Regions from separate parts of the Mus musculus genome. Here region 1 is linked to region 2. Evidence: chromatin contacts called from ENCODE Hi-C or POLR2A ChIA-PET data. All regions are on one chromosome and are shown on one strand. Each heading gives the region's core, a stretch centred on a gene start or an enhancer-like site at or near the end of the contact. The rest is flanking DNA. Distances are from core to core; before and after follow the strand shown.

Evidence for each region. Hi-C counts contacts between places; a loop is a spot of excess contacts on that map. ChIA-PET counts read pairs that join two places held with the same protein, here RNA polymerase II (POLR2A).
Region 1: POLR2A ChIA-PET joins it to region 2 with 17 read pairs in Patski. The contact joins the enhancer-like site here to the promoter of Atp1b1 in region 2. A Hi-C loop is called at or near these places in 1 of 37 maps with a recorded cell type or tissue (Patski). POLR2A ChIA-PET finds 5 or more read pairs at or near these places in 4 of 5 experiments (Patski and embryonic stem cell).

What each region holds. Positions count from the first base shown.
Region 1 is chr1:164,491,383-164,495,964 of GRCm38, forward strand. No RefSeq gene overlaps it. Among named protein-coding and RNA genes, the nearest start is that of Gm26685, 9.6 kb to the right of the region's middle. Within about 2 kb of position 2,089, at least 1 of the 3 ENCODE cell types and tissues checked has a DNase peak (open chromatin) inside an H3K27ac peak, as active enhancers do.
Region 2 is chr1:164,456,070-164,460,586 of GRCm38, forward strand. Atp1b1 (ATPase, Na+/K+ transporting, beta 1 polypeptide) reads right to left here and starts at 2,286. Exons shown (of 6, transcript NM_009721.6): 1 at 1,692-2,286. The coding sequence starts at 1,788. It overlaps Gm32391 (predicted gene, 32391), which reads left to right and starts at 2,454. Exons shown (of 4, transcript NR_168343.1): 1 at 2,454-3,671.

The DNA of each region.
Region 1 (4,582 bases), core at 839-3,338, 35 kb after region 2:
CACACACACACACACACAAAACACCCCAGAGCCAGGTAGGATTCAAACGGATGAAAGAATAAAGGAGAAATGATGGCCGAGTGAGTGTTTGCTGTAGGAGAGATGCTCACCCTGGCCTGCAGACATTACAGGGACAGGCAGAGACCTGCTAGAGAAGGGTCATGGGAGCTGTGTCATTTCCTGATAAAGAAGACAGCTCCACACCAGAAGCTGAACCACACTTCGGGAATTCTGGAACAGGGGAGCAGTGAGCTAAAATACCAAACGGTTATCCCTGTTGACTCAGAAATAGTTCACTGTCTGGGATCTAAGAGACCGGAGTCTGTGATGGGGCCCGTGACAGTCATGAGGAAACATTTTCCATCCTTCATCATGTGTCTCTCTGTGAAGCGGGGAGGGTTTCATCAAGTTTCTGACATATCAGTTTTCCACATACCTTTCCTCACGTGACCTTTTCCTTCCTCACATGACCTTTTTCTATCTCATCAGCATACTTTCCTACAGCTTCATCTTCTTTCAGAAAATAAAATGTAAATGTAGAAGGACAAATCCTACTGCTATTATATTACTTTCAGATTGGAAGTCGGCTTCATTTTATGAATGCCCTAAGCAGAGAGCCCAGGTACCACACACCCTGGAGTCATTGAAACTTAGCATCTAAGGTCATTTTACTGTTTTGTAAAATACCGTTGCATGTGTTATCATGAGTGATCTAGAGTCTAATTTTATAGCTAAGGAACTGATAATACTTTAAAAGGGGAATAAAATTATAATGTTGGTCAAGTAGCAAAGTTAAAAAAGCGAGACATACTCTTTGTTTAAAGCACAAACAAGCAAACAAAAAGGTACACAGCCCCAAAGCAATAACAGAATAGTTAAGAAGCAGATCTATGTCTGAACAATAGACTACTTACCTAGCTAGATTTCATTCTAAGAGCTTCAAAATAAAAGAGTTAAACCCATCACACTGAAAATAAAACATTTCCATAGTTATATACTAACTAAAGTGGAAAGTGTGTTTTAATCTTTCTTATCTTTCCCTTTTCTTTCTTTTCTTTCCTTTTTTTCCTTTCCTTTCCTTTCCTTTCCTTTCCTTTCCTTTCCTTTCCTTTCCTTTCCTTTCCTTTCCTTTTTTAGACAGAATTACACTATATAGTCTTGGCTAGCCTAGAACTTACTATGTAGACCAGGGTGGCCACAAAAGTCACAGAGATCCACCTGTCTCTGCCTCTAGAGAGCATGTGCCACCATGCCTGGCTGGTTTAATTTCCAACTAGTTAAGCCCAGAGAATCTGAAGCCAATTTTTTTCTGGGAGGCTAACTTCTCCGGAGTGCCCTTTGAAGTTTAAGCTTTTTCCTCTGGTGATTTTGAAGATAATAATTAAAATATCATCATCACCATCCTACCCTCTCCCTGGCTTATCACACGTCCCACGAGATATAACAGCAGTGTTGCTGGGTGCACAGTGCTGGTAAGGTACTGTGGCAGGCACCTGTCCTGTCTCATCTCATGTGCATCGTTCAAAGACCCCGGAGGGATGGTATGGCCATCGATTTCATTTTACAAAACAAACAAAGCAGATGTGGGAAGAATGAGTATTATCTTACTCTAACAGCTATGGCTGAGATGTAAGAGCTGAGCCTCAAGCTCAGGTTCTTTTGGGACCCTAGGCCTGAAACTTTTCTCTTGTTTTGTTTCCTGGGAAGGCCCTGGACACTCTTCAAGAGGCAGGGAGTATCCCGCAGTTCTTGCGTGTCCTCGTGTCCAGTGAGCGGCACTCCTGAGCATCTTGGCCAGCAACCAACCCTCTGGGAGAGATGGTATTTCACTCTCTCTGTTGACTTGTTTTTTGTCTCTTTCTCTTTGCCAACATGAGTCAGTGCCAATGAGAGAGCCTAGCTCATGGAAGAGATGCCAATAAAACTAGCACGGGAAGATAGCCACCACCACCAATGATATTCTCTGTGTGTGACATGGCATCTAAAAAAATTCAAACAAGAGGCAACATGGAGGACCCGAGTCACAGGCTTACCCCTAGAGAGATTTCCCATTCCCAGGAGAGAAGGTGAAGCACTGAGGGAGGGCAGGCTCCTGAAGGCTGTCAAGCAAGGCTGGCTGGAAGTTCCTCCTCCTGACTTTATCTTGCTCTAGCATGAGAAGCCAGCTGGTCCCTGGACAGAGTCTGGGAAGGCAAGTTCTACCAAGCTGTGTGAAAGCCCAATCGTAGGAAATTGTAGATTGTAGGAAATGCACAAACTCAAGAATCAGACCTACTGGCTCCTGCCCTCAGTAGCCAAATAACTGTCTCAGACTCCTCGTTTGAAAGGAGAGCAGGATGCAAGAGAGAGCAAGCTTTAGGGGATTATTTGCAAAGATTGCAAGCTCGTTCTAAAAGGTGTTTACTAAAATGAAAGCTAAGTTCCCATCAATGATAATAAGCATGAGTATAAAACTCCAGCAGGAACCAATTTGTGCAGCATAAGCTGTTGGTTCGGAAGGGAGGAGCCACTCCATTACAGAAAGAAGTTTTAGAGAGCAAGTCTCTATGCAGGTGAGTACACAGAGGACTGAGTTACGGGTTATTATCTCTGTTTTATAAGTACACCTGTGGAAATAGCGTTAATCTGTCCAAAGGCAGGTGGGGGAATTTTAACTCAAGCCTTTCTGAGTTGCAAGAGATTCCACCACGTGGTATAGTTGTTTGCAAATTTCAGACCTCAAACTGGGTCCATTTTCTCTTTTAAATTTAGAGGCTGGGTGACAAGGCTGAGCAACAGGAAAAACTGTTATTCTTGGCCCAAAATAGGAGACAAAGAGATAAGCCTCCAGAGCAGTCTGTTTGGGGTTCGGTAGTTTCGGATTTATGGTAGCAGAGCGGAGGGGAGGGACAGGCTCACCTGGGAGGGTGAATATTCAGGGCTCCTCTGTGAAAGGACAAAGAATCCCAGGTATTCTGGCAGTGACCGGTGCCTGCTTTGCTATTTGCTCCTGTCAGAGCTATTCCCAGTTGCCTGGTGGCAGTTGTTAACCTTGTGGTCCTGGGGTGGGGAAGACATTTGACATGTAAATGAATTGTGATGGTGTCTCTCCCTACTCTGGCAGCCATGTTAGGGCTAACTGGCTCACAGGCATCCTGTCCTCAAAGAAAATAAATAGGTCTAGGTATCCTTAGGTAGGAAGTCCAGGCAGCTGGGGACTGGGGCAGGGTAGCTTAGTGTTCCAGGTCCTAGGCCATATATATTTTCATGAGTGCCCTGCATAGCATCATTGTGCTTTGCAACCTCCCTTGGAATAAGGAAATGTGAGAGCTAAAGTTACGTTTCAGGTTTAACGTATTGTGCTTCAGCAATCCATAAAACAAAAGAGCCTTTAACCTGCAAACCCCACTTGCCCAAGGACAGATGACTTTCTGGAATGCTGGAGGCTGCTCTTATAAGATAACAAAGCCACCTGTTTTCACCTCTATAAACAAGGTTGGTTGTCTCAACAACACAGGATGTGCTTGATCACACACAGGCGGTAGATGTGAACGCAGGAAGTACATCAGAATGTATGCTTGGCCCAATTGGACAGAGGCAGGAAGTACGTAGCCTTGTGGGGTTTGCCTGCATAAGCACCTGACTAACATAATTCTCAGCCATTCTCTGGGAATGGACCTGGCTAGTGTCCATGTTCCTGGCTGGTATTTAATAAAGCTTGCTACGAATTTGGCTCAAAAAATTGTGGTAGAGGCTTTATTCTCAACTAGTGGTATTAACAAGCTACTTTGTATGAAAGTAGATACTTCAAATGCTTCATTTACTTTACAGAGACTGGGCAGGGATGGGGCCAGAGAAGGAGAGGGGAGGAAGGTGGGAAGACAGAAATAGAGCAGGAGAGCTAGGTGATACCTAGGAGAGAAACTCTAGTGTGTTAGCATTCCTTCTAGGCTCCACCCCACAGTTCCTTGGCAACAGGTATGCCTGACTCACTATAAAAGGGCGGTTTGGCCCCTCCTCTCTCTTTTGCTCTTTTGCTTTCTTGCTCTCTTATCCTCTTCCTCTCTGTCCCTCCTCTCCCCATCCCCCCCCCCAACCCCCACGTGCTCATGGCCAGCCTCTTCTCCACTCCACTCCCCACGCCGTAAATAAACTCTATTCCATACTATACCTGTCACATGGCTGGTACCTCAGGGGGAAGGGATGCCTCAGAACAGGTTCGCAGAGGCAATCCATCCCCTGCACCATACCACACTTCTACCAAACCTATCCCTGGCTTCCTTTTCTTTTTATAAAATACTACACAGTGGACATGATAGACAATGGCCACCTGAATTCTCACATGGTAGGTTGGCTTTCTCTCCTGCCACTCCTATGCCCCATCCTTCTCCCCCGAGTCATAACAATTCTGTCTCCTTTTTCCCAGTTCCTAGCCTGCACAAATCTAAAGGTCCTGCCCTGTTTCTCTTTGCTTCACCATTGGCTGCTGGCATCTTTATTGATCAATCGAAACCAACTTGGGACAAGGGCCTTCAGTGTTTGGACATGCAGATTCCCAACTAATCAAAGCCTTAGAACCAATCCCCAACGAGGGACCTTGGTT
Region 2 (4,517 bases), core at 1,036-3,535:
TACAGAAGGGCTGTCCCATTAAATGTCGCTTTAAAGAACAAGCTGTTCCATACTGCCTTCCTTACCCTCTAAAGCAAATATTATTCAAAGAAGGAGTGTGAGATTGGAATGAGGAAAAGAAAGATGTTTTAAGAAGTGGAAAAACACTAGAGGGCAAATTTCACAAGGTCCCTGGCGTCAGTGCCACCCCCTTGGTCCTGTGATGCTGCTGCAGGGGCCAGACCACCAGGGAAAGCAGCCCTAGCCAACGTGGGAGGAGGGGCCAATTCCGCAGTGCACCTCCTAGGCCTCCTAGCTGAGTTACAAAGAGTTGCTAGGAAATAGCCCAGGCTGGTCATCCTTTACAAACCTCACATCTCTTCAGGTCTCTCCTTCCACGTTACAGAAACACGGGTATGCTACGGGCATACTCCCATGGAAGGACAGTCTCCACAAATAAAATGGAATATAAGGCGAAATAAAAAGCCATCCATTTAAGACTCCATTTTCCCATGGCTCAGGGATGCCTATGCTCCCTGGTAATACCGTGGAATGAATGAGGCGTCACCTTCATAACCTTGAAGAATGATGCATTATTAACCCTTTATTTTTGAGAGGCTCCCTAACTGCATTTTTTTTTTCTTTAGGAGGAAAAAAAATCATACATCCCAGCTTCTTCCTTTTCAAAATGTCAGCCAAGCGCTCTTTTCCCTGACTCATTCTCCAGTCTATTTCCATAGACCCTCCCCACACAGGAACGCAGCATCGCATCGTTAGTTTTCAGGGTTCCCTTAGTTCCTGCAATGCTGCTGCTATAGGGGTGGGAGGGGGAAGGAGGCGAGAGAGAAGGTAGAGGAGCTGGTGGTGATGGTGATACTGGAGAAGGAGGGGGGCAGTGATGCAGCAGAGGGGAGTTCCCTCCCTCCCTTCCGCAGTCACGACTCATGGATTTGTCTACAACTATGCCCTTCAAAATGACCTTAAAAAAAAAAACCTAGTACCTTTCCAGTGTAAGGAGGTAAAAAACAAACACGGTATGTAATTTTCAATGGGGTATGAGGGGGAGTCCAGCCAAGGAAGCAACAGGCTGCATGAAATGCTCTAATATAACCTGTTTCTTCGTTTGTATCATGAAGAGCTTAAAAACACCATGTCTAGCCAAGGCTTAAAAAACGAGCCATGAATGGAGCTCACTGGGCCATTTCTGGGCTGTGATGACTGCAATGTGTGAGGACTGCAGTGTGGATGCATTTCTTCTCCCCGTTCCTATCCATTCTAGATACATTTCTAGACTGGAAGAATGATGCTATCTATCGCAGCATCGTCTGCATTAGAACAGGTACGCTCGTGAGTTCTGCTCACGGCCCCAAATCTCGTTTTTCTAAGGTCTTGGGAGATGGAAAGGGAGGGTACATACATAGGCTCCTGGAACCTGACCGAATTTCCCAGGAGGAAAGGCTTAGGAAACGAAGATCCCTACCATACCCAAAACCCTAGCTCCAGCTCCCCACCCGAGGCGCATCCTGGGGACCCCCCACATTTGTCACTGGATGCCAAGCCCAGGGCCGCACGCTCCTAGCAGCTCCTACCACCCACTCCCTAACACCCTGGTCAGCCCCGCGGGCGCCGAACTGTCCGCAGTGCTCGCGTACAGACGCGCCTCCTAAGAAAAGCCAAGGCGCCGACGGCAGAGCCGCGGAGCGCGTACTTACACCAACTACCACCGGTCCTGCCCAAAAACTCCTTCTTCTCCGAGTTCCAGATGAATTTCTTCCAGCTGCCTTCCTCCTTGGCTTTTCCGCGGGCCATGGTGTCTGCTCAGCAGTGGCGGCCGAGGCCGAGGGAGGGCGAGTGCGGCGCGCGCCCTGGGCGTCCTCGCGGCGGCTGCTCGGTGTCCCCGCGGCCCGGCTCTGTCTCCGAAAGCGAGACGCGCCGCTGCCGCTGCGGCTCTCCGAGTGCGAGGCGCGCCGCGGAGCAGCCTAGGCAGAGCGGGAGGAGGGGGAGGTGCGGCGGGGGCGGAGGGAGGAGGGACGAGGGAGGAGGGCGCGCGCGGGCTGGGCGGCTCCGAGCCCCGCACCTAGAGGTGGGCGCGCGGCCGCTCTCGGGCTTTCCCCGCACTCCGATCGCCTTCCGGGGGGCTCAGCGAACCCCGCAGCTGCTGCTTCAAGCTGTAGCTGCACCACTCTGCTTGCTGTGACCTCTGGCGAGATGGACCAGGGACAAGGAGGGAAAGTCACCGGGAAGGGCGAGCGGAGTGGAGCGCGGGCTCGGCACACGGGCGCGCAGGCCAGGAGCCGAGAAATTGGCTGAGGGCGCACGCCCTACCTTTACTATATACCGCGCCTCCACCATCCGTAGCTCCGCCTACCGGCGGCACGGCAAGCCAATCGCCAGCGCCGAGAAGGCGGGGCCTGAGCCCCCGAAGGGGCGGGCGCGGGGCCCCGCACAAAGGAGCCGGCAAAGCTAAAGGGGCTGGCACCGCAGCAGGGGTGCGGAGAGGGACTGGGGGCGGGTGAGTACTGCTCCCGCAGCTCTGCTGGCCCTCTCTCTGCCCCGAGCTGTGCCTGGACAATCCTCCTCGTCCTCCCGGCCCCCGCTCGCCAATGCTGTGGCCTGCACCTGCATCGCTCTCTGGGAACCTCGGAGACCTCAACTCCTTCGTACTGGTCTTACCCCTTCGTACTGGTCGGGGTTTACTGCAGGTCCACCTCCCCTAGGCCATGGCCAGGTGGGGGAAGGTCACTCCAGGACGCTAGTGACTCTGCCCAGCTCTGCTCCGCCTCTCTGCTTATGCACCTGCCGCCCCCTCGCACTCTCTGCCACTGCGGTTGCAGTTCCGGCCCGTCCCTCTTCTGCAGGCCAGCCCAGCGGGCAGCCTCGGTTCCTGACTCCTGGTCTGTGCTTGTGGGCGGCCTGAACCACCTCAATCCGGACAATTGCCAAACCCACCCTGGGCTGTAGCTGGGAACCGGTTGTGGCTCCTGCCAGTCTAGACCCCGGGGAACAATTTATGCACGTGACCCAGCCACCTAAGACTCTCCTGGCCCAGGTCTGTGGCTGGTATTCCCATTGGCTTACTGTTCTGTCTCACTGGGGGCACCCCTACCCTATACTGTAGAATTCTTGGAATGACAGAGCACTTGGGAAGACCCAGCTCACATGTCAAGATGTCGCAGAGCACTGTGTTGGACATGACCATTCTTTCCATCCTTGTTGGCTGAAAATCCGCCCTTATTTTCATCCACCGAGCCCCTGAACAGCTTTCCACACAGCTCTTATGGTGATGACACAGCAGAAAACATGGCGAGGCTTCTGCAGTGGCTGCAGAAAAGCCTGTCCCTGGAGCGACCTGGCCGGTCGCGCAAAGAGCTAGCTTCTTATCAAAGACCTTCCCAACACAGAGATGGGTTCCCAAGACACCCTGCCATTTTCAAGGTCAATCTTGCAGGCCCAAGGACAAAACCGAAGGGATGCAAAAATGAGCTTTTTCTCATTAATCCCACTTGCAAGACTGAAGAAAACCTTAAAATACCCAAAATTCAGGGGAGACATAGCAACTGAGTCTCATGGAGTCCACAGGGGCTGCCGACCCACTGTGTCAAGGACAACTGTGAGAGCAGCTTGTTGAGAAAGAAGTCACTCTGCTTTGCCCCTGCAGCGTTTATTTTGGAAAAAACCCAAGTTTGTGGTTGGTAAGCTATTAGAAGAGACTGTACCTGTAGATTTGATGCCACTGTCTCTAGGCAGAACTTACATTGTGGAGGGGATTCCGCAGACCAGACCACTGGGAGGTGTGTGTGTGTGTGTGTGTGTGTGTGTGTGTGTGTGTGTGTGTACCTCATATATATATGAGGGAGGAAACCCCGTGGGCAGAATCAGGAAAAAAAAAACCATAAGGAATAAGTAGGGTGTAAGTAGCTTCAAAAGGGATGAGACTTGGCTGGAGTTTGATGGTTTCTGCCTATAATCCCAGACTGGAGATAGGCAGGAGGATTACACATCTGAGGAAGAAAGAAAAGTGAGTAAGAGGACTCTTAAGACTGATGCGGTGACCATTCCTCATAGCCAGTGTACCTCAAACCCCCAGAACAGTTTGCAAACAGTTCATCGTGGCAGGTTTTAAATCAGAACTTTCTTTACTATTGAGAAAGAAAGAAAGAAAGAAAGAAAGAAAGAAAGAAAGAAAGAAAGAAAGAAAGAAAGAAAGAGAGAAAGAAAGAAAGAAGAGGAAAAGAAAAAGGAAAGGAAAGAAAAGAAAAGAAAAGAAAAGAAAAGAAAAGTGCTGCCCCTTAGCTGTCGACTTGTATGATAAATGCCAGTTATACTGGGAGTGGGGAGTGGGAGACAAGCTTGCTTGACTTTCTTGCCCTTGCCCGGTCTTCCTTGGGTAGATTTCTCCCCTTCTCAGGTGAGTTCCTCAGCTCTGCGCAGGTCAGGCATGCAGGGCCATCGCAGCATCCCCCTTTAGGTTCCTTAGAATCATCCCTGTTCCCACCAGAGCTAGTGTTGCCATGGGAGAACATGATCTCAGCCCACTT